Linked DNA regions of Mus musculus: region 1 is linked to region 2. A link is a loop called in an ENCODE intact Hi-C map of the cell type or tissue named here. Cell type or tissue: heart. All regions are shown on one strand. Links, peaks and the distances in the headings refer to the core of each region. The heading gives the core; the rest is flanking DNA. Region 1 holds the start of Rpl27 (ribosomal protein L27). Region 2 holds the start of Mlx (MAX-like protein X).

Region 1 (16,151 bases), core at 4,653-12,652, 350 kb before region 2:
TTTTTTTTTGTTTTGTTATCTCAGTTTTTTTTTTTAATTTTTAAAAAAGATTTATTTATTTATTATATGTAAGTACGCTGTAGCTGTCTTCAAACACACCAGAAGAGGGAGTCATATCTTTTTACAGATGGTTGTGAGCCACCATGTGGTTGCTGGGATTTGAACTCAGGACCTTCGGTAGAGCAATCAGTGCTCTTAACCACTGAGCCATCTCACCAGCCTGGTTATCTCAGTTCTTAAGTACTGAATTTCTCCTCGTGCTTTTTTTTTTTTTTTTTAAAGATTTGTTTATTTTATGTATGTGAGTACACTGTTGCTTTTCTCAGGCACATCAGAAGAGGGCATCGGATCCCATTACATGTGGTTGCTGGGAATTGAACTCAGGACCTCTGGAAGAGCATTTAGTGCTCTTAACCACTGAGCCATCTCTCCAGCCCCTCTTCTCATACTCTTAAGGTAAGCAGTTTATAGACTGAGCTAGCTCTCTAGCCTTCCCTCTAGGTATCTTTGTGAAGAAGTGTAATATCCCTACATAGTAAGTGAAGGGATTAGACTGTCAACTTTAGAAAAGCTAATGTTTGGTCCAGTGCAACATGTCTGAAGAAACTAGGATCTGAAACCAGGCAGGTTGGCTCTTCAATATTGCTTTTTCCTTATTTGGCTCCAAATCGCTCCCTTTTTTTATTGTATCTGGGAGATAAATGGAAGTTTTCCGTGCCAGAAGACTAACAAGGGGAGGCAGAGCTGCTGAGGACAAGCTGCATTGGATCCCTCCTCGAAGGTGGCTGCCCACTGTGCTTCCTCCTGAGGCCTCACTGGCTGTTGGCAGGCAGACTTCACAGCTCAACCTAGCCTATCTGAGGTGGCCTCAGTCAGAGGCACTTAGAAAGACCACCTGTCCCAGAGAGGACCAATGGTCAGGTTGACATGGCATTCTGAGGGGAGGAGTTTTTGGCTGGGAAGTACCTCAGAGTATTCCCTTTGCTGTTTAGAATAGCCAGAAACCTTTGATGCTTACAGCTCTCTACAACCCTGAAGCATACATCCACATAAAGAAAGATCAAGGCCGGGCAGTGGTGGCGCACACCTTTAATCCCAGCACTTGGGAGGCACAGGCAGGCAGATTTCTGAGTTCGAGGCCAGCCTGGTCTCCAGAGTGAGTTCCAGGACAGCCAGGGCTAAACAGAGAAACCCCGTCTCGAAAAACCAAAAAGAATGATCAAGGTCCTTACTTTAGGTGTCAGAGTCCTGGTTTTGACAATAGGTAAATGACAAGATCCACAGACCAAGGTACCCTAAGCGCTCTACTTCTCTTCCACCCTTAGCAGGCTTGAGCCGAGCAGGTCTAAGCCTAGAACACTGTGTTCCCGCCCCTCCCCACATGCGACAAATGCTCCCCTGCTCCCGTACTTACAGTTTGCAGGGTCACAGACATGGCTCTCACGTCTGGCAGAAGCTGGGGCTTCAGAGCAGGGTTGGCAGTGAAGAGTTCTGAAGGACTAAACTCTTTGACCCCTCAGAGGTGGCTCTGGTCTCCTCAGCCTCCAGCAGCGTCTGAAACACACTTCCACTGCTGTTGCTTGCTTGCCGGCCTCACTTCCACTTTCATTTCTGTGAATTCTGCTTCTGAGCATACAGCCCCACCCTTGGGCGGAGCCTTCCAAGTCATCAAATCTAACTACCCAGTCAGGCATGTGCTCCTGGGACCGCAAAGGGAAGACTTTCCCAGGCAGCCAGTTCTAGCATAAACCATGGTAGGATTTTTAAGACTTCCAGACAGACAGGCTCTCAGTACTGCAGCTCTAGCTGGCTTCACACCCTTGAGATCTGTCTGCTTTTGCCTCCAAAAAGCTGTGATTAAAGAACTGTGAGTCACCCTGGAGGCAGAGGCAGGCGGATTTCTGAGTTCGAGGCCAACCTGGTCTACAAAGTGAGTTCCAGGACAGCCAGGGCTATGCAGAGAAACTGTCTCCAAAAAACCAAAAAAAAAAAACAAAACAAAAAAAACCTGTGAGTCAAGTGGCGGCGGCACATCTTTGATGCCAGCGTTCAAAGAGGCAGGTGGATCTCTGTGACCAGTCAAGCCTAGTCTACAGAGTGATTTTTCAGGGCAGCCACAGGTACACAGAGAAATCCTACCTCCAAAACCCAAAATATAAAGGGTTCAGCTGTTGAGTACCAGAGGACCCAGGTTCAACTCCCAGTATCCACATGGCTATTGGTAACCTTTTTCTTTTAAAAAAGATTTATTTATTATGTGTAAGTACACTGTAGCTGTCATCAGACACTCCAGACCAGGGAGTCAGATCACATTGCAGATGGTTTCGAGTCACCACGTGGTTGCTGGGAATTGTACTCAGGACCTTCGGAAGAGCAGTCAGTGCTTTTTGTTGGTTTTATTGTTTCCGAGACAGGGGTTTTATCTGTGTAGCCTTGGCTGTCCTGTAACCATGCTGTCTTGTAGACCAGGCTGGCCTGGAACTCCGAAACTCGCCTGCCTCTGCCTCCCAAGTGCTGGGATTAATGGCGTTGAGCCACCACTGTCTGGCGCAGTCAGTGCTTTTATCCACTGAGCCATCTCACCAGCCCAACTAAAAAGCCCTTTTATTTATTTATTTATTTATTTTTTATTTATTTTTTTTTTTTTAAGATTTATTTATTATTTATTATATGTAAGTACACTGTAGCTGTCTTCAGACACACCAGAAGAGGGCATCAGATCTCATTAAGGATGGTTGTGAGCCACCATGTGGTTGCTGGGATTTGAACTCTGGACCTTTGGAAGAGCAGTCGGGTGCTCTTACCCACTGAGCCATCTCACCAGCCCCCTTTTATTTATATGAGCACTCAGTAGCCGTCCTCAGAAACACACCAGAGTTGTGAATCAGATTCTAATTACAGATAGTTGTGAGCCACCATGTGGTTGCTGGGATTTGAACTCAGAGCCTCTGAAAGAAGTCAGTGCTTTTTTTTTTTTTTTTTTTCGAGACAGGGTTTCTCTGTATAGGCCTGGCTGCCCTGAAACTCACTTTGTAGACCAGGCTGGCCTCGGACTCAGAAATCCGCCTGCCTCTGCCTCCCGAGTGCTGGGATTAAAGACGTGCGCCACCTTGCCTGGCTAAGTGCAGAGTTCTGAACTGTTGAACCACCAGTGTCTCCAGCCTCAGGATTTCTTTTTTTTTTTTAAAGATTTATTTATTATTATTTGTAAGTACACTGTAGCTGTCTTCAGACACACCAGAAGAGGGAGTCAGATCTTGTTACGGATGGTTGTGAGCCACCATGTGGTTGCTGGGATTTCAACTCTGGACCTTCGTAAGAGCAGTCGGGTGCTCTTACCCACTGAGCCATCTCACCAGCCCCCAGGATTTCTCTTAATGAATCTTTCACTGAGTCATTTAGCACTGACAAGACAGAAAGTACCCTGGACAAAACTCCTTAACCCTGCACTAGCCAGCACCTGAAGTTGTTCCCTTATGCTTCAGAGATGGTGCCACAATGCAACACTGGCTGGCCTCAGCCTCAGAGATCCACCTGCCTGCCTGAGTACCATCCACATACTTGTATTTTCTGAATGTGTCCATGTGGTAAGGGGTGGGAGTGGCTTCACAGCAAGGTTTCACTATCACCCTGGCTGTCTGAAACCTATCATATAGACTGGCTCTGTCTACCAACTGCAGTAGACCAGGCTGGTTGCAAACTCCCTGCTTCTGAGGACACTTGTGTTTCTCATTGAAAATGCCAGGAACATAAACGCAAGAAACTCAAGAACGAAGACCAAAGTGTGGACACTGTGCCTTCTTAGAATTGGGAACAAAACACCCATGGAAGGAGTTACAGAGACACAGTTTGGAGCTGTGACGAAAGGATAGACCATCTAGAGACTGCCATATCCAGGGATCCATCCCATAATCAGCTTCCAAACGCTGACACCATTGCATACACTAGCAAGATTTTGCTGAAAGGACCCAGATATAGCTGTCTCTTGTGAGACTATGCCGGGGCCTAGCAAACACAGAAGTGGATGCTCACAGTCAGCTACTGGATGGATCACAGGGCCCCCAATGGAGGAGCTAGAGAAAGTATCCAAGGAGCTAAAGGGAACTGCAACCCTATAGGTGGAACAACATTATGAACTAACCAGTACCCCGGAGCTCTTGATTCTAGCTGCATATGTATCAAAAGATGGCCTAGTCGGCCATCACTGGAAAGAGAGGCCCATTGGACTTGCAAACTTTATATGCCCCAGAATAGGGGAATGCCAGGGCCAAAAAGTGGGGGTCGGTGGGAGGGTATGGGGGACTTTTGGGATAGCATTGGAAATGTAAATGAGGAAAATACCTAATTAAAAAAAAATGCCAGGAACAGCTAGCTCATGGGCAAATGTTCACTTTCCTCTAGGAGGCCGTCAAGCCATCAGATGGTTACCAAGCCCAGGTTCACAACAGCACACCTGTTTTATTTCCCCAGTCTCTTCCCACACAAATGCAATAGGCAGACACTTGTATTTTTTTTTTTTTAATTTTTAATGACCAAAACAAAAATATACCTAAAAGCGAAGCTTCTGGAAAAACCATTTGTTCTTCCCTGTCTTGTATCTAGAAAGGAAAAAAATAAACAAATGACACACAGGAAAAAGTAAACAGGAAAACAAATTCTTTGACAGGAAGCAGTAACTGTATTCAAGGAACACGGGACCCACTTACCGCTCCTCAAACTTGACCTTGGCCTCCCGCCTGGCCTTGCGCTTCAAAGCTGGGTCCCTGAACACATCCTTGTTGACAACAGTCTTGTCCAAGGGGATATCCACAGAGTACCTGGGTTAACAGTGCAGAGGCAAGATCAGCTAGGGATACCAGGAAGGCAATTAATTCCTTGACCATCTGGTGTGGTCAGGTTACAACCCTCAGCAGCATAGCCAGGAATGTCTATGGAAGCCATGCTACACCTTCATGCAATTCCCTGGAAATTCTCATTTTGTCCTCAAATTTCTGAAACTCCTTTTAAGAGGTAAGATTCACCACACCAGACCTTCCCTTCAATGCAATATCTGGCTGTCTCTCCAGCTAGGTTTTCCTTAGCCAGGTATGGCACACACTTGTAGCACCCCAGGGGCTGAGCTGAGACCTCAGACTAGCCTGAGCTGAGTGAACTTGCATGACCCTAAGAGTCAGACAGCCCCAGCAACAAATCTTGACGACACATGCTGTCGGGTCCCAAGAAATGTAGCTTAGGACCCCTCAATTCTCACAGTCTCTTCAAGGGTAATAAAGAGACTGTTCGAAAGACCTGTCACCGTACTGCTCTGGCTGGAAGATCCACCTGCTGCAGCCTGTTAAATGCTAGGATCCTAACTGTGCATTACCACAGAGATTGGGGTGGGGTGGGTGTACAGTAGTCAACTGTCAGCACCTAGGATTTCTTAGCATTTAATGCTGCCTCCATACACACAGGCAAAACATCTACATACATAAAACACCACCATCAAAACACCAAAACCACCCAAAGAAAAACAATTTAACTGGGTGGTGGTGCCAAATCCCTTTAATCCCAGCACTCAACAGAGGCAGGTGGAAGCTAGCCTTGAACTTATGTGGGAAAAAACAAATCCTAACTATGTGTTTCCGTACACACGAGTACAGGTTCCCTCTGGAGACCAGAAAAGGGTGTCTGATCTGGAGATGGAGTATAGCAGCTTGGAACCTTTTAACATCATCAGGTTCTGGAAATTAAACTCAGCAGCTCCACAAAAGTAAGTATCCTAATGACTAAGCTTTCTTTCTATCCTGGTTCAAAACAAAACTGCACAGAGCCCTCTCCTTCCACCCTTATTCGGGTTCCAGGGATTGAACTCCGGTCACCAACACCAGGCCCTAAGCTGTCTCACAGCCCAAAGAAAACCATCTCGTACAAAGGTGAGGGAAGGCAGACCAGACCCTGTCCTGCGTACCCTAGAAGACAAATCCAGCAACCTGCACTTAATAAGGGCAAGCTGGAGAACAGAAAACGAAAGGGACCTGAGACAGGATGCTCACACCTGAAACCCAGAACACAGGATTCCGAATGTGAGGATAGCCTTGTGCTAAAAGACAAACAAAAACGGATGCAGAAAGATTAATGAACTACAGACTCTATCAAGTCTACTCCCCTCCCCTAACAGCGCTGTGGTCAAACCCAGGGTCTTGTATCTGCTGGGTTACAGTTATACAAGCTTAGCATTCTCAAGATGGAGGGAAGACGATCCCAGGGGCGGGAGAGGAAAGAGCAAGGGAATATGATGGCCCTTTCTTGTTCCACAGCAACCACAAGGCTGCCTCTTCCTCAGAGGAGGATGTGAACTTGCAATTCCATTTCTGGAAGGCTCACCTTGTGGGCATGAGGTGGTTGTAGTTATAAACTTTCACAAAGGACTTGATCTTGGATCGCTTGGCGATCTTCTTCTTGCCCATGGCAGCTGTCACTTTCCGGGGATAGCGGTCAATTCCAGCCACCAGGGCATGGCTGTAAGGGCGGTCCGAGGTGCCATCGTCAATGTTCTAGACGAGAAAAGGGAAAAAGAAAAGTCACGTTACTGCTTCGGCCCCATCTTAGTAAAACTATGTTTACTGAATACACCCTCCACATCTCTAGATTACTCCTTTAATGCTAAGAGTCAACAGGACAGTAACTCTGAGTTAGCCAGTGTTGACTCCTGTCACAAGGAGATTTAGAAGTCCATCAAGGCTAACACTCAAAGTGACCCCTAACACCTTCCCCCATGAAGCTAGTTAAGGTTAAAGCCCAGACTGCAAAGCGGGCAGCCTAACTAACCGGTTCTAGCTAAATGACAGGAGCAGGAAGCTGGAGAGGCCAGTGGTCTTGTGGCTAGGACCACAAGGGTTTATAAAACTGGTAAGAGGCAAGTAGCAAAACGCTCAAACACACCCAGGGGATGCTCTCTAAGTGTAAGTAGTGTCTCCCATCCTACATCCTCTCAGCTGCCTGCAGCACCCATTACTTTGACCTTAAGTAACTTAACACCTCGAAACCTTAGTGCCGGAAATTAAGTTACTGCAAGAACTATACACCACAGCTGTAATATGTACAATACACAGTGGCCACCATTACTACCCATTATGCATTCGCCAGTGCCTATTGTTAGGACAGATCTTAAATTCCCATCCGGCTCATCTTATCCAGCAGCCGAAATCCGCACATGCAAGCAGTCTCAAGAGCCCCGGGGGTCTGGTACCTTCACGATGACGGCTTTGCGTCCGGAGTAGCGTCCGGCCAGGACCAGCACCACTTTCCCGGGTTTCATGAACTTGCCCATCTCTGCAGAGACAAAGACAAGGAAGGAGCCGCTCACAAGTGTGTAAAGCGGAAGGCCCCGGAGCCGACGTCTACCTGCGAGCCCCGGTCGTAGGCCCGCGACTTTAGATCACCCGCTGCCGACTCCGCCACGCGGCCCGGAGGTCCTGCTCGAGGGATGCGACTCCCCGTGAAGCCGCCAGAGGCTCAGAGTCCGAATGAGCCCAGCAACCCGACCCCGGGACCGCGATGGCGGCGGATTGCAAGACCCTCTCCAGGCCTTTACTCACCGACAGCAGGCAGCCGGCACCCAGCAGAAAGGAAAGGAGGGCACTTCCGCTAACCTTTCACCTTACGGAGAGGTGGCTTCACTTCCTGTCCCGCCTCCCAGGCCCAGCCATGCCCCACGGTTGGTGGTCAAAGTTGTTGGCGGAAGGAGCTCGTCAGGGAGGGTCGGGCACTGCGTTTTTGAACCAAGCTTTATTAGCAGCACGAGCAGCAGACAGGAACAGAGCGTTCCGGTTCCGGCGTGTGGAGGGAGGAGCGAGGATGACACCTGAATGTGAGCTCTGTTCTGTCCCCTTCATTGCTGTAGTCCCCTACTCTGCCACTAGGAGGAGGACAGAGTCTGAAATTCACAGTTTTGCTTTGTAAGACCGGGCTTTGCGGGGGTGTGTGTGTGGGGGGGTGTGGGTGTGTGTGTGTGTGTCAGTGGTGGGCGGGGGTGTGTTTGTGTGTGTGTGTGCTGCATAAACCTGTAATCCCATCGTTTGAGGGGCTGAGACAAGAGTTCCAGTTCTAGTCCAACGTAGGTTACATAGACTCTGTCTTCCATAGGTAAATAAATTACAATTTATTTTAATTTAAATAATTTAAAATTATTATCCATAAGAAACAAAATGACAGCCGGGCGTGGTGGCGCACGCCTTTAATCCCAGCACTTGGGAGGCAGAGGCAGGCGGATTTCTGAGTTCGAGGCCAGCCAGGTCTACAAAGTGAGTTCCAGGACAGCCAGGGCTATAAAGAGAAACCCTGTCTCGAAAAACCAAAAAAAAAAAAAAAAAAAAAAAAAGAAACAAAATGACCTCCTCGCGCACAGTTAGATGAAAAATGAAAAATGGAAAAGATCAGACAGTATCCTTATCTCCAACATTCAACCCGATGATGTCAGATATTGACTACAATAAGCATGTGGTACTCCTAGCTTTTAAAATATATTTTTAAATTAAAATATATATTATATATTTGTATATATATATATATATATATATATATATATATATATACACACATATATGTTGAGATTTAGATTTTGTTTTGTTTTGTTTGGTTTGGTTTTTTTTTTGAGACAGGGTTTCTTTGTGTAGCCCTGGCTGTCCTGGAACTCACTCTGTAGACCAGGCTGGCCTCGATAGATTTATTTTTATTTTTTTGTATGAGTATTTTGCTTTTTTGCCTGCATGTATGTATATGCACCAAGATGAGTGTCTATTCTCCAAGGAGGTCAGAGGAAAATGTTGGATGCCCTGGAACTGGTTTTACAGATGATTGTGAGTCACTGTGTGGGTGCTGGGAATTGAGCCTGGGTTCTCTGCAGATCTTCTGCAAGAGCAGAAACTGCTCTAAGTACCATCATCTCTCCAGCCCCTATTTATTATTACTTCAATATTTTTCAGTTCATTTTTTTTTTTTTTAAAGATTTATTTATTATTTTATGTAAGTACACTGTAGCTGTCTTCAGACACACCAGAAGAGGGAGTCAGATCTTGTTACAGATGGTTGTGAGCCACCATGTGGTTGCTGGGATTTGAACTCTGGACCTTCGGAAGAGCAGTCGGGTGCTCTTACCCACTGAGCCATCTCACCAGCCCCCTTTTCAGTTCATTTTAAAGGACTTATTTTCAGTTATGTGTATGTTGATATGTGGGTATGTGTGAGAATATGATGCCCACATAGGCCACAGACATTGGATCTCCTGGAGCTGGAGTTACAGGCTGTGGTGAACCATTTGATGTGGGTACTAGGAAGAGAACTGGGCTTCTCTGGAAGAGCAGTAGTGCTCTCCACTTCTAAGCCACTTTGCTGGCACTAATTTCTGAGACAAAGTCTTACTCTGTAGCTAAAGCTGGCTTGGAAGTCACATTATAGCCTAGGCTGGAATCCAGCTTTCAGTGATCCTCCTGCCTCAGCCTCGTGAGTCCTGGAACCACATCTGGATTATACTTGCATTTCTGTATCCAATAAATATTTTGGGGGGGGGGTTGAAACAGGGTTTCTCTGTCTAGCCCTGGCTGTCCTTGAACTCATTCTGTAGACCAGGCTGGCCTTGAATTTAGAAATCCTCCTGCCTCTGCCCCACAAGTGCTGGGATTAAAGGCGTGCGCCACCACTCCTTGGCTAAAAATGGTTTTATATTTTTTTTTAAACTGTCTACCCCAAGCTGCACTTGAACTCAGCAATCCTCTTGACTCAGCCTCTTCTATCTGTGACTCCAGTCTTGGGTCACCATCCCTGGCTCCAATTAAAATATTTTCTGAAGCAGGAGGTAGCATTTCCCAAGGTGATGAATAGACCAGGCTCCCTCACCTACCAATTCTAGAATACATTTCACCTGCTCTCTCCTACCTACCAGTTTTTTTTTTAATTTTTTTTTTAAAGATTTATTTATTATTATATGTAAGTACACTGTAGCTGTCTTCAGACACACCAGAAGAGGGAGTCAGATCTTGTTACGGATGGTTGTGAGCCACCATGTGGTTGCTGGGATTTGAACCCTGGACCTTCGGAAGAGCAGTCGGGTGCTCTTACCCACTGAGCCATCTCACCAGCCCCCCTACCTACCAGTTTTTAAAAACATTTTTAAACTCTTTTTTTTCATTTTATTGGAACTTACTTTTAATTGTGAAGTCAGTATGAATTAGCTAAATGTTGATTGTTAAAGAAAAAATTAAGTATGTAGAAAAATGTAAAATATTAGATATAAGGAAGGGACACCTGTTATTGGACTTTGGACTGTTTAGGCTGCCTACATTTTATAGAGATCAACATTCATTTTACACATATGTTGATATACATGAAAGTTTCAGATACATTATATATGATGTAGTTTCTCTCTATGTGTGTGTGTATTAATTGCTTTACATATGTGAGTGAATTTCCCAATTTTACAGAGAATAAAATAGCATAGAGATTTATGGATTGCCAAAAGTCAAATATTTGTAGTTTGGCTAGGTTTACCTGACAGTGGAATTTGTATGTACCCTCCATAAAAACCTCTCTTATGTAGAATGAGTGACTATAAGGATGATAGCCCATCACTTGGTGATACTAGTGTCTCATATGAAGATTTTTGCTGAATCTTGGCAGGTACTCTAGCCATAGGTGTGTGGGACAGCAATTGTCCAGCTATGTGAGATGGTTGTTCTGTTCATTTTTTTTTTTAAGATTTATTTATTTATTATATGTAAATACACTGTAGCTGTCTTCAGACACACCAGAAGAGGGAGTCAGATCTCGTTACGGATGGTTGTGAGCCACCATGTGGTTGCTGGGATTTGAACTTCCGACCTTTGGAAGAGCAGTCGGGTGCTCTTACCCACTGAGCCATCTCACCAGCCCCTTTTAATTTTTTCACAGTAGCAGCTATCCCACTATATATGTATTTTTATAACACTCCATTATATATCTTAAATATGAACAATATACATTTTAAAAAGAAATAAATAAAATCCATCTTTAGAATAAATCATATGAAGACCTCATTTACTAATGAGATTAGTATATTTTATATAGAAATAACCTTAGAACTCTTGAAAATATTTTCTTTCTTTTTTTTTTTTTTTTTTTTTTTATTTTTTGAGACAGGGTTTCTCTGTATAGCCCTGGCTGTCCTGGAACTCACGACCAGGCTGGCCTCAAACTCAAAAATCCACCTGCCTCTGCCTCCCGAGTGCTGGGATTAAAGGCATGCGCCACCACGCCTGGCGAAAATATTTTCTTTTATTCTTCTAGCATGAAATTTTCCATTGTTTATTTTCTTTAGGATTTCTTAAGTTCTGTAATGAAAAGAGTGGTTACAGATTTACCTACCTATTCATAAAATCCACTTTAGAAGGGTTTGCCTTTATGCATTTTACGGTATGATTTTCACAAATTAAACATAAACTCATTATATGTGCCACTTAATCCAGTTTCTCTAGACACTTTGTGATTACTGGGCATAAACACGTTTACTCTCACCGTAAGTTTGTTTTTTTAAGTCAAAGGTCACAGACACTTGGTCTCATTTTTCTTTTTTCTTTTTTTTTTTTAATAGTACAATTTTGTTTTGTTTTGTTTTTAATTAATTAATTAATTTATTATATGTAAGTACATTGTAGCTGTCCTCAGACACTCCAGAAGAGGGAGTCAGATCTTGTTACAGATGGTTGTGAGCCACCATGTGGTTGCTGGGATTTGAACTTCCGACCTTTGGAAGAGCAGTCGGGTGCTCTTACCCACTGAGCCATCTCACCAGCCCTGGTCTCATTTTTCAAATAGCTGACTGAACTGGAACAAAGCAGATGTTTTCAGACACTGGGTTTAAAACTAAGGTGCATAGAAACCCAGTGTGGGTGTGAATAACTTGCTTTGGAATAAAGGCTGAACAGTTTAAAAGTTACAATGGAGGTAACTTTTGAAAATTGGAACGATTAAACAAAAATTTTTAATTATACAAAATAATTTAAGCTTTCTGATATAGATAATAAAATAATTTAAACTTTCTTATTACAATAAATCTGAGGTCCTTATTTCTTATATAATTCTCCTGTTTTTTTTTTAACACTATTCATTTCTTTTTTTTTCCTTTTTTTTTTAATTGGGTATTTATTTCATTTACATTTCTAATGCTATTCCAAAACTCCCCCACACGCTCCCCCACCCACCCACTCCCACTTCTTGGTCCTGGTGTTCCCTTGTACTGAGGCATATAAAGTTTGCACGACCAAGGGGCCTCTCTTTCCACTGATGGCTGACTAGGCCATCTTCTGATACATATGCAGCTAGAGACACGAGCTCCGGGGGGTGGGAGGGTGGGGGTGGTACTGGTTAGTTCATATTGTTGTTCCACCTATAGGATAAACTTTTTTTAACGTATGTGGTGTTTTACCTAAATGTTTGCCTATGTATCTCATTCATGCCTGCATGCAGGTCAGAAAAGAGCACCAGATTCCCTGATTCTGCAGATGCTTGGCAGCCACTATGTGGGTGCTGGGAATTGATCCCAGGAATCTCTGGAAGAGCGGTCAATGCTCTTAAGCACTGTGATGACTCCCTGTCCACCAGTTTTGAAATGGACTCTTTTATCAGGGAGTAGCTGACTACGATGTTCGGCCTCTTCTACCTGCCTGGCTTGATGTTTGTCTGCACATCAAGTTCCCTATCCATCATGGCTTCCATGGTGCTCAGTGTGAGCCTGCAGGTGCATACTGACATCTCCTGAAGGCGGCCTCCTGACAAGTGTCACACCGGCTGACTGCATCGGGGAACACCAAGTGTGAAGCACTACAGAGAGCCAAAATGAATGGTAAAGGAGATTTCTTTGACACGCTATTATGTAGCTCAACAAAAGGACCTGTGTCTAGAGTGGTGGCCCATGACTATAATCCCAGCAGGAGGCTGTAAAAGGAGGATCAGAGGAGTTCAAGGTCATCCTTGGCTACATGAGTTCAAGACCAGCACAGGCTAGTGAAGACTGCCTCATAAACAAAACAAGGCCTCTTGGTGGCACAAGCCTGCTACACACAGGGGCAGGAGGATCTCTGAATTCCAGGCCACCTGGTCTACATATGGAGCTCTAGGAAACATAGAGAGACTCTGTCTTAAACATCAAAAACAAAACAACAAACAAAAAAAAACCCAAAACCCAAAAGGCTGCAGGGTGTGGTGGCACACACCTTTAATCCCAGCACTCGGGAGTAAGAGGCAGGCGGATTTCTGAGTTCGAAGCCAGCCTAGTCTACAAAGTGAGTTCCAGGACAGCCAGGGCTATACAGAGAAACACTGTCTTGAAAAAAACAAAAACAAAAAAACAAAAAAACAAAAACCCCCAATGGCTGGAGTGCTCCAGTTAAGAGCAGTCACTTCTCTTCCAGAGGACTCAGAACATGCTTTCTTGTTTGAGACAGGGTTTCTCTGTGTAGCCCAGGCTGTCCTGGAACTCACTCTGTAGACCAGGCTGGCCTCGAACTCAGAGATCTGCCTGCCTCTGCCTCCCAAATGCTGGGATTAAGGGTGTCACTACCTAGTGGCAGTCACTTTTTTTTTTTTTTCTTTCTTTCCTGTTCTGGCCCTGCTCACTCAGCCCAAAGGTTTATTTATTTATTAATTAATTTATTTATTATATGTAAGTACACTGTAGCTGTCTTCAGATGCACCAGAAGAGGGCGTCAGATCTCATTATGGATGGTTGTGAGCCACCATGTGGTTGCTGGGATTTGAACTCAGGACCTTAGGACAGTCAGTGCTCTTAACTGCTGAACCATCTCTCCAGCCCCGTGGCAGTCACTTTTAAGGCTGTCAGTTCCAGGGTCTATTGTGTACATAGAGCTGTCCCACTCACGTTAGCAGCTGCTTCCACATCCCATAGTAATTTGAGTTCAGTTCCTGGAACCCACATACTGACAGAAGAACTAACTCCAGATAAGAGCCATGGAACTCATGCTCCCTGCCCCCACCATACACGTGCAAATTTAAAAGACAATACAAGGGTGTATCTGGGCCATGCTATAGACATCTCATCCAACCCAAACACTGACAGCCTCACCAGTGGACTTAAGAGTACTGCTTTTTCAGAAGCAGTGTATATGCCATTCACTGCAGTGCTGACGCTATAGCCTGGGCAAGATGAATGAAAATGACCAAGGCCTTTTTAGGGAATGTGACCAGACAAAAACAACACATATACAAAACCTAGACTGCCACCAGATCCTGACCAATCCAGGGCAGAGAGGAAGTGGACAGTTTCTAAACAAATGCTGACCTAGATTACATGGGCTGATAGGACTAGAGGGACTTAGAGAGTGCAGAGGAGCTATGGGCTTTGCAGAGAAGCTACGCAAAATACTGAAACTTTATTAGCAATCACAGTTATATCATTATTCATGATATTTTTCAATTATCTTTTCCCCCTGGGGTTGGTGCTAAGGATTCCCAGGCAAGCACTCTATCACGGAGCTGCACGCCAAGCCCAAACACTGCCGTGTTCTTGAACAGGAAGTCAATGATGCATCAAAGTGCACACTGCAGACACAAGGTAAAGTGCATTTCAGGGAACAAAGCACAGGCGGCAGTTGGTTCTCCATCCTCAGTGAGCCCTGGAGCAAGTGCCCACTGCGAGCCTTCAGTCATGCCGCTCTGCACGCTCCTGTCTCCAACAAGTGGTGCCAATGAGTCACACCCCAGGGGGCTGTGGCACCCATCACCACCAGTGCAGTATGCTCCTGACGGATTCTTCTGAGTGCTTTCACTTCTGAAGACTGGGTCAGTCCTGAGAGGCCCACGGAAGAAAGTGACTTTCGAGAAACAGCCCAGGAGATCAGCTGTCATTCTTTATAACCAGAGGAGTGCTGACTGAGTGTGAGGATCGCCTCAGCAGGGAGACTTCATCTTAGGCTCATCTTAAAACTCCCTCTGAACAAAGGGGAATCAGAACTCACAACTGCACTTACAGTTCTGGCCCTAGGGCTCTCAAAGCTGCTTCTGGTAAAGGAAGACTGTTCCCAGCTTGTCTAGCAGGAGACTCAAGGTCAGTCAGTGTCTTCCAGAACTCCCTCATACAGCAAGAGAAGGGTGGGCACAACCCACATTTTCTAAAATTCAGACATGGCACGGTGAGTTGGGCATTAGCTGTGTGGTAATTGATTTTGTTACCACAGGCTCCAACAGCGGGCCGGGCACACTGTGGTGGGCTAGGGTCAGCGCCTTCTGTTTGCTTTTAACATCCACAGCACTGGCTGTGCACGCTTCGCATGCACCATACCACCGAGCTACACCTCTGGTCCTGATACTGTTTCTGTTTTAGATTTTACTATTACATTGATTTGTGTTTGGGCAGGGATTCCCATGTGCCATAGTTCATGTGTGGAGGTAAGAGGACAGGTAGTGAGAGCTCTGTTCTCTGCTTGTACCCCTCAGACTGCCAGGTATAATGGCAAGCATCTTGACCTGGCGAGCTGTCTCTCAGCCCCAACACTATTTTTGATGAGAGGCTCTGGCACGTCTTTCTAAAACGCTAAGAACAGGCTTTGCCTCCATTAGCTGACCACCTGAAAAGGGTGGAAAAAACCTATCTCCAACCCTTCCTCCGACTCCCTGGCTTTTAATCTACAATTCTAGGACATCTACGTCTTTAGAGCAAGGTGTGTGGGGGCTAAGGTTAGGCATTCCCATCAAAAGGCATCTTTGATGTTCTTGAGCTGGCGCACGGCCAAGTCTACAGGAAGGCTGAACTTGAGGCTGCTAAGGCGGCTGAGCAGGTTGAGGGCACTCTCAAAACCTGTGTGGGCCATGTAGCTCCAGGGCTGGTAATGGGGCTCGATGAGGGACCCTGACTTGCAGATGAGGTTCACCCAGGACACCAGGCGCTGCTCATTCAGTGCCATGCACACCAACGCCTTCAGTTCTGAGTCAGCGCTGCGCTTGAAAGGGTCATGCTCTGTCAGCACCAGGTGGATGGCTGTCAGAAGGCTCTGTTTGGGGGTCACAGCAGTGTCACCCATTATAGGCAGAGCAAAGGACTGTGAGAGCTTCCGGGCCGGGGATTCCACATATGCACGGCCATTCTTGGCATGGTAGTACTTTACAAAGAGCTCCCATGGGTG
Region 2 (15,165 bases), core at 7,166-15,165:
GTAAAACCACTGGGGATTGCTTTTACCCTACCACCCGGAAGAACCTGGAACTGACATAAATCTTTTTTAGCAGCCAACCCATCTAGACTTTTGGTTAATAAGTATATTTTTCTGGTTACCCAAGACTGTCTGAGCTCAAGAGGTTGATGGAAAAGAGTGCTCCCTTTAGGGAGGCAACCTCACAAGTCAAGACTGTGGATGCAGTTGCCATGCATCCTGGGTTCATGGGTCAGCTTCGGGGTCTTCCAGGGCTTGCGTCAGTAAAGCCAATTGCAGATGGCATCATCTCAGACTTGTTTTCTTTTTCTAAGCTGGATGATTCTACTGTTGCCAGGGAATTGGCTATCACAGATTCGGAGCACTCTGATGCTGAGGTCTCCTGTACAGAAAATGGCACATTTAACCTGTCAAGAGGCCAAACACCTCTAACAGAAGGCTCTGAAGGTGAGAACCTTTGGCCTGAGTTGATAGTAACTCTGACTTTTGCATTGTAGCTTCCCTGGATGGGGCTTCCTTGTGCCCCCTCCTCTCCTGAGTGGTGGTGTAAGTAATAAATCTGCCCAAGGGTGTGATATGACATGGCTGTTATGCTGCCCTTGAAGCCCCCAGTCTCTTATTAGTCATGGACACAGTCGAGGAAGACAGGCAGTTCTCTGCCCATCAGCAGTCATGACCATCTGAGTGTTGACAACAAACTAACCAGTCTTGAAGGTTTTGCTTCATCTTAACCAGTACAGGGTGGGAAAACCTGGTTATATAGGGTTGACTTCTTGTGGGTGTGGGCACAGAGAGCATGCAGCTATCATGTTTCACACAGCTGTATTCTCTCAGACCTAGATGGCCACAGTGATCCAGAGGAGTCATTTGCCAGAGACCTGCCAGACTTCCCTTCCATTAACGTGGATCCTGCTGGCCTGGACGACGAGGACGACACCAGCATTGGGATGCCCAGCTTGATGTACCGCTCCCCACCAGGGGCTGGGGATACCCAGGTCCTGCCTGCTAGTCGGAATGAGGCTGCACTGCCAGAGCTCCTGCTTAGTTCCCTTCCTGGAGGATCTAACCTTACCAGCAACCTTGCCAGCCTGGTCTCCCAGGGTATGATCCAACTGGCCTTGTCAGAGGCCTCCCAGACAGACCCTTCTGGCCCACCTCCCCGAAGAGCAACAAGAGGCTTCCTCCGGGCCCCTAGTTCAGACCTGGACACTGATGCTGAAGGAGATGATTTTGAACTTCTGGACCAATCAGAGCTGAATCAGCTAGACCCTGCCAGTTCTAGGAGCCACTGAGAGACTCCTTTGAGGGGGGTCACTGTGCTGTAGGTTATTTTCCTCCACCCCACTTACTGTGATGGGGCAAGGGAAGAACCCAGTCTTGTCCCCTGAATTTTATCTGTGTGCTGGGTGGCCTGGCTGATGCAGAGGCCTGCTAAGAGAACGTACTCTTACCTGCTGCCAGTGAGACATCGTATCTGTGCTTAGTCACTGAAGTGAGAACATACTCCCGCCCCAAGGGAGGCTTCTCTCCATCAGGGTGGTACACGGGCAACAAAGTAGGGATTTGATTCCCCTTTGAGGAGGTAGTGCTGTTTGCTTTTAGGTCTGGGTGCTCAGGGGCCCTCACTGATACAAGAGCCCATCTCTTCTCCTCACCTCACTGGAGCCACAGAAGCCAGGCAGCAGCTACAGGAGTTATCATCTGTGTCTTTTACCATGATTTGATTTGTGTTCTCAAAGCAAGTGTGCCCTTTGGTTCTGCAGAGCAGGCCCACTTCCTGTCCCTGAGCCCATCTTCATTTCTAGAGGGCTGACCCTGAGCACTCCAGAGTGCTTGCAGAGTTTGAGAAATGTGAACATGCTGTGGGGCTGAGCCTCTGCTATATCACCGTGAGCTGTAGGATCAGCTGGCTGGCTGGGTTGGTGAGTGCCTACCTTGAGGTCTCATGAAAGCTCCTGGAGCTGTGTGGTTGTCTTTGGTGCTGTTAACCCTTGGCTCCATTTGACCATCAATCTGAGCAATGAGCAAAGCAATATCATATCCATGTTTATGTCCCTCCTCCTTCCCTTGCTCCTCCTCTGGAGAAGCACTAATTACACAGGGGATAGCAAAGTAGCACTTTACAAATGGCCATGGCGTTCATCCCAAGAGCCACCAGCTCTTCTTACCATACCACTTCCTAACTCCTGTAAGGATGAGCCCAGTTAGTAAGGATGTTGGTAATCAGCAGAGACCATTCTCAAGGGTAGGTGTTCTGCAGCCCCGAATCAAATCATGTGAAAACCCCTTAAATGATCATTGGTTCTCAACCTGTGCCAGCATACTGCCTCTCTGTCTCCCAAATCAGAGCTCAAGCCAAATTCTTCTATCCTCTTTCCCTCTTGCATTAACCTTTGCTGATCCTCAGGGACCACTCCCCCAGCACTTTTGTGTTTGGGTGAGGGATGTTGGACAGAGCCCATTTTTATGTGCTGCAGGTTGGGGGTTGTGCTAACACTTTTGCTCTTGGTTGATGGACAAGATAGAGGCCAGGGAGTGAATAACAGTGAGAAGAGGAATGGCAGGTGCCTGTTTCATAGTCAGTGAGTGTGAAAGTTAGGCATAATAATGGCATCTCCCCACTTTAGGGTTCTCAAATACTTTGGACATCTCTTTCCTTAGAGCCAGGTAGATGTCTTACAGGTGAACTCGATGATGTGGAAAAGAACAAAAAAAGGGAGGTGAGGGAAAGGCTTGGGGTTTTGCGTGTTTGCATGAGTGTGTGTAGCTTCATGCTTTGGGAGTTGGCAAGAGGAAGAGGGAGGGAAGGGGAGCAAGCAAATCCAGGTCTTTTCTTGTACCAGTGGAACCTGCTCTGAATCTCCCAAGTCCTCCACTGTGAATTGGGCTGGGTGGGGGGGTGCAGGGGAATAAATCTTGTATGAGAACAATCTTTTAAGAGACTGCTGTTTCGTTGTGTACTTCCTTGATAAGTCTTCTCATTAATCTGATAATAGCTAATCTGGTGTGGTGATCCTCAGAAGAGGAAGCCCAGGTGGATGTCAGGGACCCTCCTGCCCTTTCTGTTTTTCCCTCTTGAGGCCACGTCTCCCCCCTACAACCAAGACATAAATATAACTAATACCTTGCGGGCATTTGTCAATTGTTATTTTTTTTCTCTTTTAGATTTATCTTTTTGTTTGTTTTTTTAGACAGGGTTTCTCTGTGTAACCCTGACTGTCCTGGAACTCACTCTGTAGACCAGGCTGGCCTCGAACTCAGAAATCCGCCTGCCTCTGCCTCCCAAGTGCTGGGATTAAAGGCGTGCGCCACCTCGCCGGGCTCTGAATAATGGCTTAATGAAGTTTTAGGTTGAAGGACTGAAAAATTAATACTGTGCCCTTCCACTGAGCTGCAAGGACAGCTGCTCTTTGACCGTCAGCAGACCTCAGAAACTAGAAATATTTATTTCAGGCTCCTCCGGACTGGCCACTGTGGTCAGGAATGGAAAGCACCTGCCAGGTGTGGCAGCTCATAACTGGAGACTTCAAGCTTTGTGGCTTGAGTAGCCCCCATTCCTAACCGTCTTTCTTGGGCGTTCAAATGACACTAGGTGTCGAGCGCCCCCTACATGCGACACGAAAATCGTTGGTGTCCTTGGCGTTCACAGCCACCCTCTGACAAAAGTACCTACAGGTCCTTTATACGTGAGAAAACTAGTCCCACTCCTGTGGAGGACTAGCTCTGTGCACCCTTGAGCGGCGTGGTAGATGACCCGGCTCCCACACCACGCGGGTTTAGCTCAAGGTCACGAGTGCTCAAACTCGGCCTAACAGGGTCTGGCGGCTTATAGAAAGGACCGCTCACCACAGGCAGCACTGCGGGCCCAGGAGGCGGCCGCTGACCTGTCACTAAGGCCGGGGACTGCGACTTCTTGACAGCCGCTACTAGGGCTACGGGGTCCCGGAAGGTCCGGGTACTCTTCCGGCAGGCTTCTTCCTTAGCCAATCAGCGTTAAGGTCCCGCCTCCTCACCGGAAGGAGGCGTTTCCCGGAGCAACCGACCAGTCCAGCTCTCGAGTTTGGTGGCGGGAAAGGCCATGAGTAAAAGCCGGGCCGAGGCTGCGGCTGGAGGTAACGGCAAAGCCCGCAAGACCCGGGAGGGGAATAGGAGAGGGGGTCGGAGGTGACCCCCATATCCTACCTCGTCTCCCGCAGCCCCCGGGATCATCCTGAGGTACCTGCAAGAACAAAACCGGCCCTACAGCGCCCAGGACGTGTTCGGAAACCTACAGAAGGAACATGGACTGGGCAAGGCGGTGAGAACCCCCTTTGCGGGGGCTCCCTCCCCGCTGGACTCCCTTGTTAGCCTTGGGTCCTGCCTTCCTTGTCACAACAGAAATCTCCCCCGTCTGGGGTCGCGCTAATTGTTTCACCCTCTCCTCTGCTAGGCGGTAGTGAAGGCGCTGGATCAGCTGGCCCAGGAAGGCAAGATCAAAGAGAAGACCTACGGCAAGCAGAAAATTTATTTTGCCGATCAGGTGAGAACTCAGATTAACACTCACCTGAGAGCTTGTCTGAGTGAATCTCAGCATTTCGTGTGTTGAGGCATGCCGGGCAGTGGTGGCGCACGCCTTTAATTCCAGCACTTGGGAGGCAGAGGCAGGTGGATTTCTCAGTTCGAGGACAGCCAGGGCTACACAGAGAAACCTGTTTCGGGGAAAAAAAAAAAGTGTTGAGGCACCTCACAAAATAATCTAATCAGTGGTATGAAAGAGCTTCAGATACTCTTAAGTCAGTTGTACGCTGCACGCTGCCTTCATCAGTGTTCATTTGAGCTATGAACAAAGGAAGACCCTGACTCACAACTCCTAGTCTCGTTTCTGCTATCGTTTCCTGCCAAATCATTTTTCCTCTTCCTCTGCCCCACTACCCCAAACACATCAAATTTACATTCTCCTACCCAGACTTCTCTCTGGATAATTATTATCCAGATAATATTGAGTACCAGCATCGATATGGCCAATGTTGAATGCTTACTCTCTGCCCCCTAATTGGCTTTCTAGCATTTTTCTGTCAGGAAACCTCTCTTCTCAACCCAGAGATTAGAATGTAAGTCTTTGTCTCTCTTATTTATACACCTGATATGTGTGGCTATTTGTCAATTATATCTGATTACCCCCATCCACCCTCTTTTTTGAGATTAGCCCTCACTACGTGGCCCAGGCTAGCTCAATTTTATTTATTTATTTATTTTGCAGTTGTTAAATCTAACGTGTCATCACTGCTCTCAGTCAGACCCGCCTGTCTAAAATGATGTATTAAGGTTTAATCTTGGATGTTGTATCCTGAATGATCTATCTAAATGCAGATTGAGGCTGGCAAGATGGCTCAAGAGCTCCACTGTATTTTTAGACTTTCTAAAGCATTTGGTCTCACTTATTCTGCTCTACTTTGCCATTGAGCTGTATGCCCAGCCACTTAATTAATGTACAGATAGTCCCCCTGCCTCAGCCTTCCAGGTTGCTGGAGTGAGGAGCCTGTACCACTAGCCCCAGCATCCTCTCCCACTGTTGGGTTTAGGGGTCACCTACTGGTGCTTCCATATTTGAATGCCGCCTCCCCTGATGTGTATTTTTCTCTCTGTGCCTCATGGAATCAGCTATATTTCTCTTGGCTGGCAGAACCAGTTTGACACAGTGAGTGATGCGGACCTCCACGGCCTGGATGCCAGTATCGTGGCCCTCACTGCCAAGGTGCAGAGCTTACAGCAGAGCTGCCGACACATGGAGGCCGGTAAGACTGGGCCGTGGTTTGGAGGTCATAAATTGCTAACAGAATGGTTCCTTGACTGCAGCTAAGACCCCTTTGCCAGGTGCCTATGATGTTGCATTGAAAGAAACACAGAAGCCGGGCGTGGTAGCGCACGCCTTTAATCCCAGCACTCGGGAGGCGGAGGCAGAGGCAGGTGGATTTCTGAGTTCAAGGCCAGCCTGGTCTACAAAGTGAGTTCCAGGACAGCCAGGGCTATACAGAGAAATCCTGTATTGAAAAGCGGGAAAAAAAGAAAGAAAAGAAAGAGAGAGAGAGAAAGAGAAAGAAGGAAAGAAAGACTGACAGACAGACAGACTGACTTAGCTATGGCTTCTGAGTACAACAGAGCAAGACAAGCCCTGGCCCTTTGATCACACTGCATCTATTATTCCCATTCCTTTAATTATCTGTACAGCACTCGGCTTAGCCTTACAAGGCACTGTTGCTTTTAGATGGAGCAGGAAAGAAAAATAGGAAACAGAGTGATGGTGCTCTAAGCCTTTTCTTGAGCTTTTCCAGAGTGTGGGGTCCTATTCTAGAGAGATCCCAGAGCAAGACGCAAGTTGACCTCCCACCTCTGGGACGCGCCTGCTGGGCAAGGCAGGATCCCTTCTTCACTCGTCCCAAGTGACTCTTGAGGACATGTGTTTTCAGAGCTGAAGGAATTAACAAGTGCGCTGACCACTCCTGAGATGCAGAAAGAGATTCAGGAGTTAAAGAAGGAGTGTGCTCAATACACAGAGAGACTGAAGAACATCAAAGCAGCTACCAACCATGTCACTCCAGAAGAGAAGGAGAAGGTGAGTGGGGAGGCTGCAGGCTGCCTGTGCAGGTCTGCAGTGAACAGACACAAGGAGCTCAGACAAGCACACTCCTTCCTTTCAGGTGTACAGAGACAGACAGAAGTACTGTAAAGAGTGGAGGAAGCGGAAGAGGATGGTGAGTGGGAACCCCAGGGTGCTTGTGGAAGGGACAGTCACCGGGGAAGTTGGTGTGGAATGATCCTGCCGGCAGGCAGCGCCTTGTACTGCCGCTGCTCACCTCATAAGGAGGGGCTTTGTTTCTTGTCAGACCACAGAGCTGTGTGATGCGATCCTTGAAGGCTACCCCAAGAGCAAGAAGCAGTTCTTTGTAAGTGATTCTTCTCTTTTGCTCCCCTGGAATCTTTGCCCAAAGGACTCCTTCATTACTTTCTTTGCCCCACAGGAGGAAGTTGGAATAGAGACAGATGAAGATCATAATGTTTTGCTCCCCGACCCCTGAGGGGCCCTTGGTGGAGGTGGGAACAGAGCGTCCTGCGCTGGCCACCTTACTTAGTGGCCTTTTTATTCTTGCTGTTCTCCACCTTTGAGCAGTGGACGGAGCACAAAGCCATAGTGTTAGATAGAGGCTGGTGATCAGAAAGGACGGTCATGTCCGTTTTGTACAGGCCTCAACAAGGACTTAAAACAATCCTAAAAGAAAGTATTTGTAATATTTATTGTAATATAATTTGATATAAAAATACTTAATTTCCTCTGGATGATCAAACCTCCCAGATATCAAACCTGGGGAAGGCAGTAGGAAACATGGGATAAGAGTACAGAAAGGGTGCCATACACCAACATTTGAGACTCCCAAGGGATCGCCCTGGCCTACCCCCAGAAGACTTGAGGATCTCCTGTCCCACCTAACTCTATCCCCAGGCCCCAGGAGAAATGGAGACAACACACTGGTGGGGCAGATACACACATTATGCAGAAGAGGCTGGGGCTGCTTTGGAGGTCTGCTAAGAAGTTTGGGAAACTGCATATAACAAAAATGCACTGTGGGTATTTAGAAGATAAATTCAAATATGTAATGCTGCCTTTGCCTTTGGGAAGACAGGGCAAGAGCTGATGGGACGCTGTTTCCTGTAGCACCTACAGCAGCTGAAGTGGGCAGCAGAACATGAGGGTAGCAGGGTCAGGCAGCCCTACCCTGAGCTGGCTAGAATACCCTGGCCTTACTTAGTATTGACCACACAGCCCTAGCCTAGGCACAAGGTGGCCTTTTACCCTTCATGGCCATAGGGCTATTTCTTTTCCTTTTTTCTAACTTAAGAACTGCCAAAATACCCAAACTTGAGCCAAGTGTTGCCCAAGAGACCAAGCAGAGGCAAACGATTTCCAAATTATGTATATAGATTGTGAGCAGGAACCCAGTGGGTAGAGAAAAGGCTGAGGGGCTCAGGGTTCTGTGAGGCTCCCTGAACAGACTCTTGTCCTAGAGGCTTTTCCTAGAAAGGGGAAGGTTGGGTAGGTTCAACATTGTGGACAATATAATAAATTATTCAGAAGCTTTCACAAAACACTCAACCCCACCGAAGCTGAAGTGGGGTTGGGAAAACCAAACACCAAGTAGAAACCAGCTGACCGGTGTGAGGTGTTGCAGGCCAGTCTCATAGGCCCAGCAGTTAGTTCCATGGCCACACTCTCAAAGGCCTCTTGTTGGCTGCTCTGCAGGCTTCCATGGGCAATCAGTAGAGTTGGTTTTTCAACTGATGAAGGACACCGATCACAATCTCTCGTAGAGTCTAGGAAAGACAATGTTCAGGTGACACACAGGCCTTTAAGACGCCTGCCTAGAGTGGCCATGCTCTTGAAGGCGTTTAAAATAGTCACCCCTAGCCGGGCGGTGGTGGCACACACCTTTAATCCCAGCACTTGGGAGGCAGAGGCAGGCAAATTTCTGAGTTTGAGGCCAGCCTGGTCTACAGAGTGAGTTCCAGGACAGCCAAGGCTATACAGGATAAACCCTATCTCGGAAAACCAAAAAGAAAGAAAAAAAGCTATAAAATAGTCACCCAAGGGTTGGCAGCTTGGTGGAGTACTTCCTAGCACTCAAAGAAAAAAGGCCTGGAGAGATGGCCTGGCAGTAAAGCCTCTGGTCACTCAGTCTCTGTGGAGTCCACATAAAGATGAAAGGAAAGAACTCACTAAAACGTTGCCTCTGACCTCACACACTAAACAAACTTTTTCTTTGGTGCGGGGAGGGTGTTAGAGATGTCTCCGTGGTGAAGAGTACTTGCTGCTCTTAAAGAGGACCCAGGTCCTGTTCCCAGTACCCTCATCTGGTGGCTCACAACCACCTGCAAATCCACTTTCAGGGGTCCAAGGCCCTCTTCTGGCCTCTGGCATCAGGCAGACACATGTAGCACATGGATAAATGCAGACAAAATAAATACCCATGTACATAAAATAATTTTTGTAAAGGAAAAAAGGTCCCTGAAATGGAGTGTTGCCTACTTTTAATTTCCAAATCCCTGAACTAAGATGCAGACAAAGATGAGTGTGTCACTGGTATAACTGACATGCTGGGTATGAGTGTTCACTCCAACAGTCCTTGACTGTTGCAGTGTTTGTGTAGAGTATTTCACAATGAAAATGTTGAGAAACATAAAAGAAAGTGGAAAATCTGAGAAAAAAACGGCAGGCCTCAAGAGTAGAAGCCAGCACAATAAAAATCCTGGGGCTACAGGGAGTGAGGGTGTCTTGTAATCTGCAAACTTTCATGTTTCTAGAAACTTCAAGCTGTTGGCTTCCATACAGGACAGCCAAGGAGTAGACAGGGTAGCTAATGAGTCACCAATGACATGGGCTAAAGCTGGACCTGGCACTGAATGCTCACATCCTGGTTGCCAGCTGAGACCTTCACTGGGCTAGGCAGCAAAGACAGAGTATTAAGCTTTGTAGACAGAAACCCAAAGGCAGCTACACTTTTCCTGGAGTATGGTAAGAGAACCTCAGGCACCATGACCCCACCTGCCACATACCTGTGGCTCACAGTGTTCCTCAATCCAGCTGAAGACACAAGCTGAGAGCTCCTGGAAGCTGGCCACAGAGATAGAGGCGTTGAAAGACTGGAAGAGGGAGTCCATGATGCCTTGAAAGACGTTGAACTTGACCTGGTCAGAGACCTGGTCCTCTCCCTCATGAGGGTTGTCCTGATGTGCCTTCACGATTTGCTCATAGTTCCTGAAAGCATGCAAACAAACAGGGCTGAGGTGCTATGGCAGCTGTCTACCTGAAAAGTATGGAGGGATAATCCAGTTGGCCATGCCATAAGGGGATTCCTAGGCACCTGTGGGGATGCATTCGTTATCAGCTGGATAGACGAGCCTAAGTCAGAAACAGTGAGAAACTCTTACCTTGATGGGTATTTACGTCCTATATGTCTGTTATATGTACAAGACTGGTGGGCCAGTCAGCTGTGTCTTACAGTGACTTCCTTGCTGGGTCACCTACATGTGTTCTCCAACATAGCCTCTGAACAAGAGTGCACTTGACCTCAGCCCCCCAGCCCCCAATTCAGCACCCCTCTTACACTTTCATTATCTTCAAGGCTGTGACGTCCTTGCGCAGTGTGGATACTTCTTCCTCCTGCTTTTTCTTCTCCTTGTGTAAAAACTGGATGTAGTCAATGGCTGGAGTAGGAGCCAAGAGAAGGGTTGAGCACTGAGGAAGTCTGAACCAGGAAGAGGGCTTATTTTGTTTGCCCTTCCCCTATAAACCAACTTTTCCATTAAGGCGACCACACCTGGGTGCGACCAGGTCCTAGCCACTTCACAGACACTACTACCCCCCCTGCCCCACCCCTTGCCTGGACATACTCTTCTGTAGAACGATGGCTTTGCTGAGTTTTTGGGAGCCAATGGAGAAATCCTGCTGCTGGCAGGTAGGGACAATGGTCTGAAGGTCATCATAGCCTCTCTGGAAATAGCAGGGAAATGGGTTCCTTAGCTCAGGAACAGCAAAGGCTAGCGCACACTTTTGATACCAGTTCCATGCTCAGACTCAAAGCACAGAGGGCTGGAAGGAAGAGGTGCAGGCATAGAACCAGCCCAGCATCCCCACCCCACCCCACCCCTGCAGACATCTGGGGCTGAAGGGTCAGGGCAGGGTCCTTCCCTGCTGCCCTGGGTACAGGCTTCCAGTCACCTTAATAGCATCCCTTCTCTTCTGTTCAGCCTGAGTGTGCGCACGCCGCCTCCGGTCTTTGTAGGACTCCTTGTAGGACTCCTGCTGATAATCACTGTCCTCATCATCTAAACTCAGAGATGGAGGAAGGAGAGATCACTTTACAGTACACTAAATCCAATTCGCCCACCCTTCCCCAGTTGGAAGGACCTGGTGCCCAGAGATGTTGAATAGAAAGAACCTAGTTAATCTCTGATGAGGTGAAAGACAGTGAGCCTCGGGCTTGGCACTGTTCCTGCCACCCCCATATGGAGAGCGGAGCTCCCTATCTAGGAAAGATACTAAAATGATGGAAGAGCTAAGTCTCCCCAGGTGTGCGACGGGCTATGTTGCTGCCTACCTGTGTTGGGGACAGAAGAGGCACTGGTGGAGCCGATGCTATTAGCTCTGGACACTACACTCCCCTTGTGGGTGCTTTCTACAAAAAGCCCTGGAAAAAAGAGGCCTCAAGTCACTAAGGATTGGGGAACACTGCCATGCCTTCAGTCACCTATGGGCACAATGGCTTCAAATGCTGACCTCTCGCCATCAACTCCAAAGCCAGTCACCACAGGCCTTCCATTTCATGCTGAAATGCTCCTGTCCCAGGGTCTACACTGCCCAGAGGACTTATTTCTGGCTCACACAGGAGCATCTGGATGCAGTGACTATGACCAGCTGTCACTGTTTCCATCATTTCCCATTCTAATGCAGAGGAACCAGGTGTGACCATGGTTGCTTCCTGCCTATTCTCCAGCTCCACCCTCACTTCTCAAGCCAAGTCCTTGGCGCAGTGACAGTGGACTGTGCTCAGGTGTGGCTGGCAAGACCATAAGAATCTACAGAGCCGAACCAGGAGTCATTCCTGACCCGCAGACAATGGAGAAGGCACTCACCAGGATCCAGGCTGTTGTCACTGTAGGCATACTCGACCTGCAGCACCAAGCAAGGGAGAAGCCTGTCAAACCTCTGCCTCTAGGAAGGCACGCGCAATCCGCGAAAGCTCATACCACAGGTGCAGGGACCACTGAATGGTTAAGCCAAGCCTTGGCTGGGCCTAGGGGGGCGTCGCCCCCTCTGTATGCTCCTACCGTCCCCGCCCCATCTCCCAGCTATGACCCCCTCGTTCCCGCACACACGCCCGTTTGTCTCCCCACCTTGGCACAGGCCGGGTGAGAGCTGTCTTCTCTGCAGCCCCGGGCCCCGGACAGCAGGGGAGACTCTGGGGATAGTTGGGGAGCCCCGCGTCTTCCGGACCCCCTACGTGCACGAGCCCGACCCGCCCTCCCCTCGCCGGCGTGCGCGTCCGCGAAGCTTGCCTTGACCCAAGGGTCCTCCGGAGAGGCGCCCGGCTCCGTCATCGTGAACCTACCGAACCGGAAACAAGCCAGCGGACTGGCCCCCAACCTCCAGGAAGAGGCGAGGCTCAGTCACGTGATCCAACCCACCAATCCGCAATTGTAGTCGTGAGCGGTGTGATAGCGCTGCGCTTGCGCCGCTCCAGTTTTTAACTGAATGTTGGAGGAGGCTAAATCTGGCCAATTCGCTTTAATGTAGGCAATGTCAGCCCCTAAGGGTCCCCACTGGCCTCCGAATGAGAATCTTCAATGGTGGCGATTTTCTGTGCAATGGAGCACCTCCAAAAAGATTGTCAGAGGGGCTAGAAGTGTAATTAGTTTAGTGGTAGAACCCGAGTGAGAGTACTAGCATCTGTCTGAACAGTGTGACACCTTGTACGCACGCGCACAGCTGGTCCGCCTGGCAATTGCTGCTGGGTCAAGAATTTCTCCTACATCACATGATCTGATCTAAGGGGGCACAAAGCCACCTCCAGCATCGGTCTCCCAACACTCAGCAGGTGCAGGACGCTAAGTCTTATAAAAATGCCTTTTAAGTTAAGCTTACAGTAAAGTCTATAACATACTCAAAAGCACATAACTAGTCACTGATAGGTTACACTTTACAGCACTCCTTGACTTCCAGCTCAGACCTTGCCCCTGAATTTGGAGTCTAACGTTCCAAAGGTATCTAGAGTCACTGGAGAGGAAACAGAAAACCACACAAGCAGCACTTGGAAACATCTTTAATTCAGTTACTGGGTCCAGACTTCACCAAACCCATCAACACTAGGTAGACATCACATCCACCACCAAAAAGCGGACAGAACCTCAGAGCGGATCGCTCCCCATTAGCTGTGTCCTCATTGCTGGACAAATTCCAGCATGCTAGGCGGACTTCCAAGCTTCTCTGTGTCCTGCACAGCTTAGCTTAAAGCCCCTGAGGCCAGATAGAGGGTAAACATCAAGGCCCCCATTTCTCCTCACCATTAGATTTGTTAGTTTCAAGGGCCAGTTTGGCGCCATAGAAAATCCACTGTCAGTTCCTGGTCTGGTAAGCCTTAGGGAGGCGCTTCTGTAGAAGATTCCACGCCTTTTCCACCTTTGGCCAGGCCAGAATGATACAAGAAAAGGCAAGGTCAGAAAAGCTAACCATTGAACCTTCCCTCCCCACAACCTAACCTAGTCTTTCCCTTTGCACCAACCTGGCTCTGTGTGACATGTGACTCCCACAAGGTGCTCAGAACCACGTTGCTCTGCTCTACCAGCTGCTGGCCGCTCATCTGGCTCTGCAGCCGGCTCTGAGCGGCTGCCTCACTTAGTCCATCCCTCTCAACAATGCGTCGAACAGCCTGGGCAATGGATGACACACGGGTCAGGAAGGGTCCTAGCCCAGTCTACTGGATCAGAGCAGGAGACCGTCTGCAGTGGGCTCAGATGGGGTGCAGTGGGGTCCAGATACCTCAGTCTCAGGGATGACGACGGTCCACACCTCGTGTACCATACTCTGCCAGCCAGCTTCAAGCAGCATAGCAGCATCGATTACACACAGAGTTTTTCCTGTGAGGAGATACTAGTCACTGCCAGCAGCACCTTGCGCTTGCTGCCTGTCAGCGCACCAAATGCTGTCCTAGGTGGTGAATGGTCTGCCTGGGGCCAAGGAAGATCCCAGAGGGTGTTGCGGCTTAACTGTCCCACTTTGGCTGCTCCCGTCATCCCTCCCACTCACCCTTAGCCACAGCCACATCCATCTCCTCCCGGGCCAGCTTTGCGATAACTGGCCACACAATATCTGTGAGGATCTTCATCTGCTTCTGGGGAGGGGGACAGAGGGAGTGGGCAGAGGTTAACTTTCCTGAGAAATACAGCTGTGAGGTGGGGGGTGGGGGGGTGGGGGTTGGGGTGGGAGCAGATAAGCAGAGACTGACTTCCTGTGCCAGACTAGGGAGTGCACTGGTTCCCGCCCATGGATCTCAAGAACTCTTGAAGATGTGTGTGTTTACCTTGTTCCCAAACACCCGGCTGCCCAGGACCTTCCTATTGATGGTGCCATCTTTATGGAGAATATCTGGGTGACAAAGAAAGAAGGCTAAGCAAAGAGGTCACACCATCTTCTCACCTCAGGCCACTTCCAGCCTTCTCTGGCTAGTACCTGTTCCAAAGGCCTCCACCACAGGCTGGTAGGCAGGACCCCCAGGAGCATAGGCCCGATGGCCCAGATGGTCGCTGTCGATGATGTATGCTCCCAAGTTCTTCAGCCGCTGAGCTACCGAGCTTTTCCCAGAGCCACTGATGCCTGTGAGCCCGAGCACATAGAGACCTGACGGGAGCTCCGGCCTCTCCTAAAGACAGGTAAGAGGGAACCTCAGTGACCAGGGAGTTCAAAAGCCCAGCTTCCAGTGGAGGGCCTGTTTCTATCCTTCAGCATCTTACCACGCCCAACCAGCGAGGAGGAAGGCTTACATTTGGAGGCTGAAGCAGGTTTCCCAGGATTCGCTGGCGAAAGCTGGAGGAGCTGACCTTGTCCTCCTCATTTTCATTGTGACTCTGGTCCTTCAGCAGTTGTATCTGGTACAAAGCAAGTTCTTCTTTGCCCTGAGGTAAAGGGAGGAGGAGGAGGAGGAGGAAAGGAGTAAGAGCTAGGAGAAGGCATCTGGAGCCCCAGTCTCTCTACCTACCCCTCGCCTCCACAGACAAGTTCCTGAACTTGACAAGACAAGTTCTTCCACCCTGAACCCTCCCTTCCCTGCTCTGGGACCACAGCACTTCTCACGGGCCTCCCCCTCCCAGCCCCTCTGCCAGGCTCCTTCGGGAGTTACATTCTCAAGGCGGAAGCGGTTGACAGCCATCCCCCCACGGTAGGTCTCCTCGCTGACCACCAGGAACTCCAAGGTGGGGTCGGACCCAGCAGGCCCATAGGGATCCAGCAGGGGGACGAGTTCAAAGGTCAGGGAGGGCTTGATGTCCACCAGGAACTCAGTCAGATGCTCCACGCGCTCTGCATACGGCTGGAGCAGCTCGGGGAGCAACTTGCCTGAGGAAGGAGCGAGGAACGGTGAGATC

Evidence for each region. Peaks named below come from ENCODE experiments on the same cell type or tissue, not always from the same donor. Only the 100,000 strongest peaks of a DNase experiment are listed, where the experiment ranks them.
Region 1: it touches region 2 in a loop (4-fold over the local background); 2 of 42 quality-filtered maps call a loop at or near these places.

Annotation. Positions count from the first base shown.
Region 1 is chr11:101,433,886-101,450,036 of GRCm38, reverse strand. It overlaps Rpl27 (ribosomal protein L27), which reads right to left and starts at 7,792. Exons shown (of 5, transcript NM_011289.3): 1 at 7,581-7,792; 2 at 7,232-7,314; 3 at 6,367-6,536; 4 at 4,707-4,817; 5 at 4,441-4,598. The coding sequence starts at 7,312. The coding sequence ends at 4,550. Rundc1 (RUN domain containing 1) reads right to left here. Exons shown (of 5, transcript NM_172566.4): 5 at 14,371-16,151. The coding sequence ends at 15,720. Ifi35 (interferon-induced protein 35) reads right to left here and starts at 1,625. Exons shown (of 7, transcript NM_027320.4): 1 at 1,415-1,625. The coding sequence starts at 1,435. In heart, for the core only: a CTCF peak has its summit at 7,866; a DNase peak (open chromatin) is centred at 7,696; H3K4me3 peaks cover 2,379 bases; H3K27ac peaks cover 1,575 bases.
Region 2 is chr11:101,084,287-101,099,451 of GRCm38, reverse strand. It overlaps Coasy (Coenzyme A synthase), which reads right to left. Exons shown (of 10, transcript NM_001305982.1): 3 at 14,922-15,136; 4 at 14,566-14,697; 5 at 14,255-14,444; 6 at 14,106-14,170; 7 at 13,832-13,916; 8 at 13,565-13,662; 9 at 13,308-13,454; 10 at 12,833-13,204. The coding sequence ends at 13,142. Mlx (MAX-like protein X) reads right to left here and starts at 12,162. Exons shown (of 8, transcript NM_001159385.1): 1 at 12,085-12,162; 2 at 11,662-11,698; 3 at 11,127-11,216; 4 at 10,748-10,854; 5 at 10,420-10,519; 6 at 10,134-10,233; 7 at 9,583-9,784; 8 at 7,245-8,343. The coding sequence starts at 12,126. The coding sequence ends at 8,287. Psmc3ip (proteasome (prosome, macropain) 26S subunit, ATPase 3, interacting protein) reads left to right here and starts at 4,017. Exons shown (of 8, transcript NM_008949.3): 1 at 4,017-4,109; 2 at 4,194-4,294; 3 at 4,427-4,516; 4 at 5,660-5,771; 5 at 6,444-6,589; 6 at 6,675-6,728; 7 at 6,861-6,920; 8 at 6,996-7,311. The coding sequence starts at 4,076. The coding sequence ends at 7,052. It overlaps Retreg3 (reticulophagy regulator family member 3), which reads left to right. Exons shown (of 9, transcript NM_026501.3): 8 at 312-444; 9 at 832-3,130. The coding sequence ends at 1,289. In heart, for the core only: no CTCF peak of the experiment used is centred there; DNase peaks (open chromatin) are centred at 12,151, 13,631, 14,441, 15,021 and 1 weaker place; H3K4me3 peaks cover 2,428 bases; H3K27ac peaks cover 2,387 bases.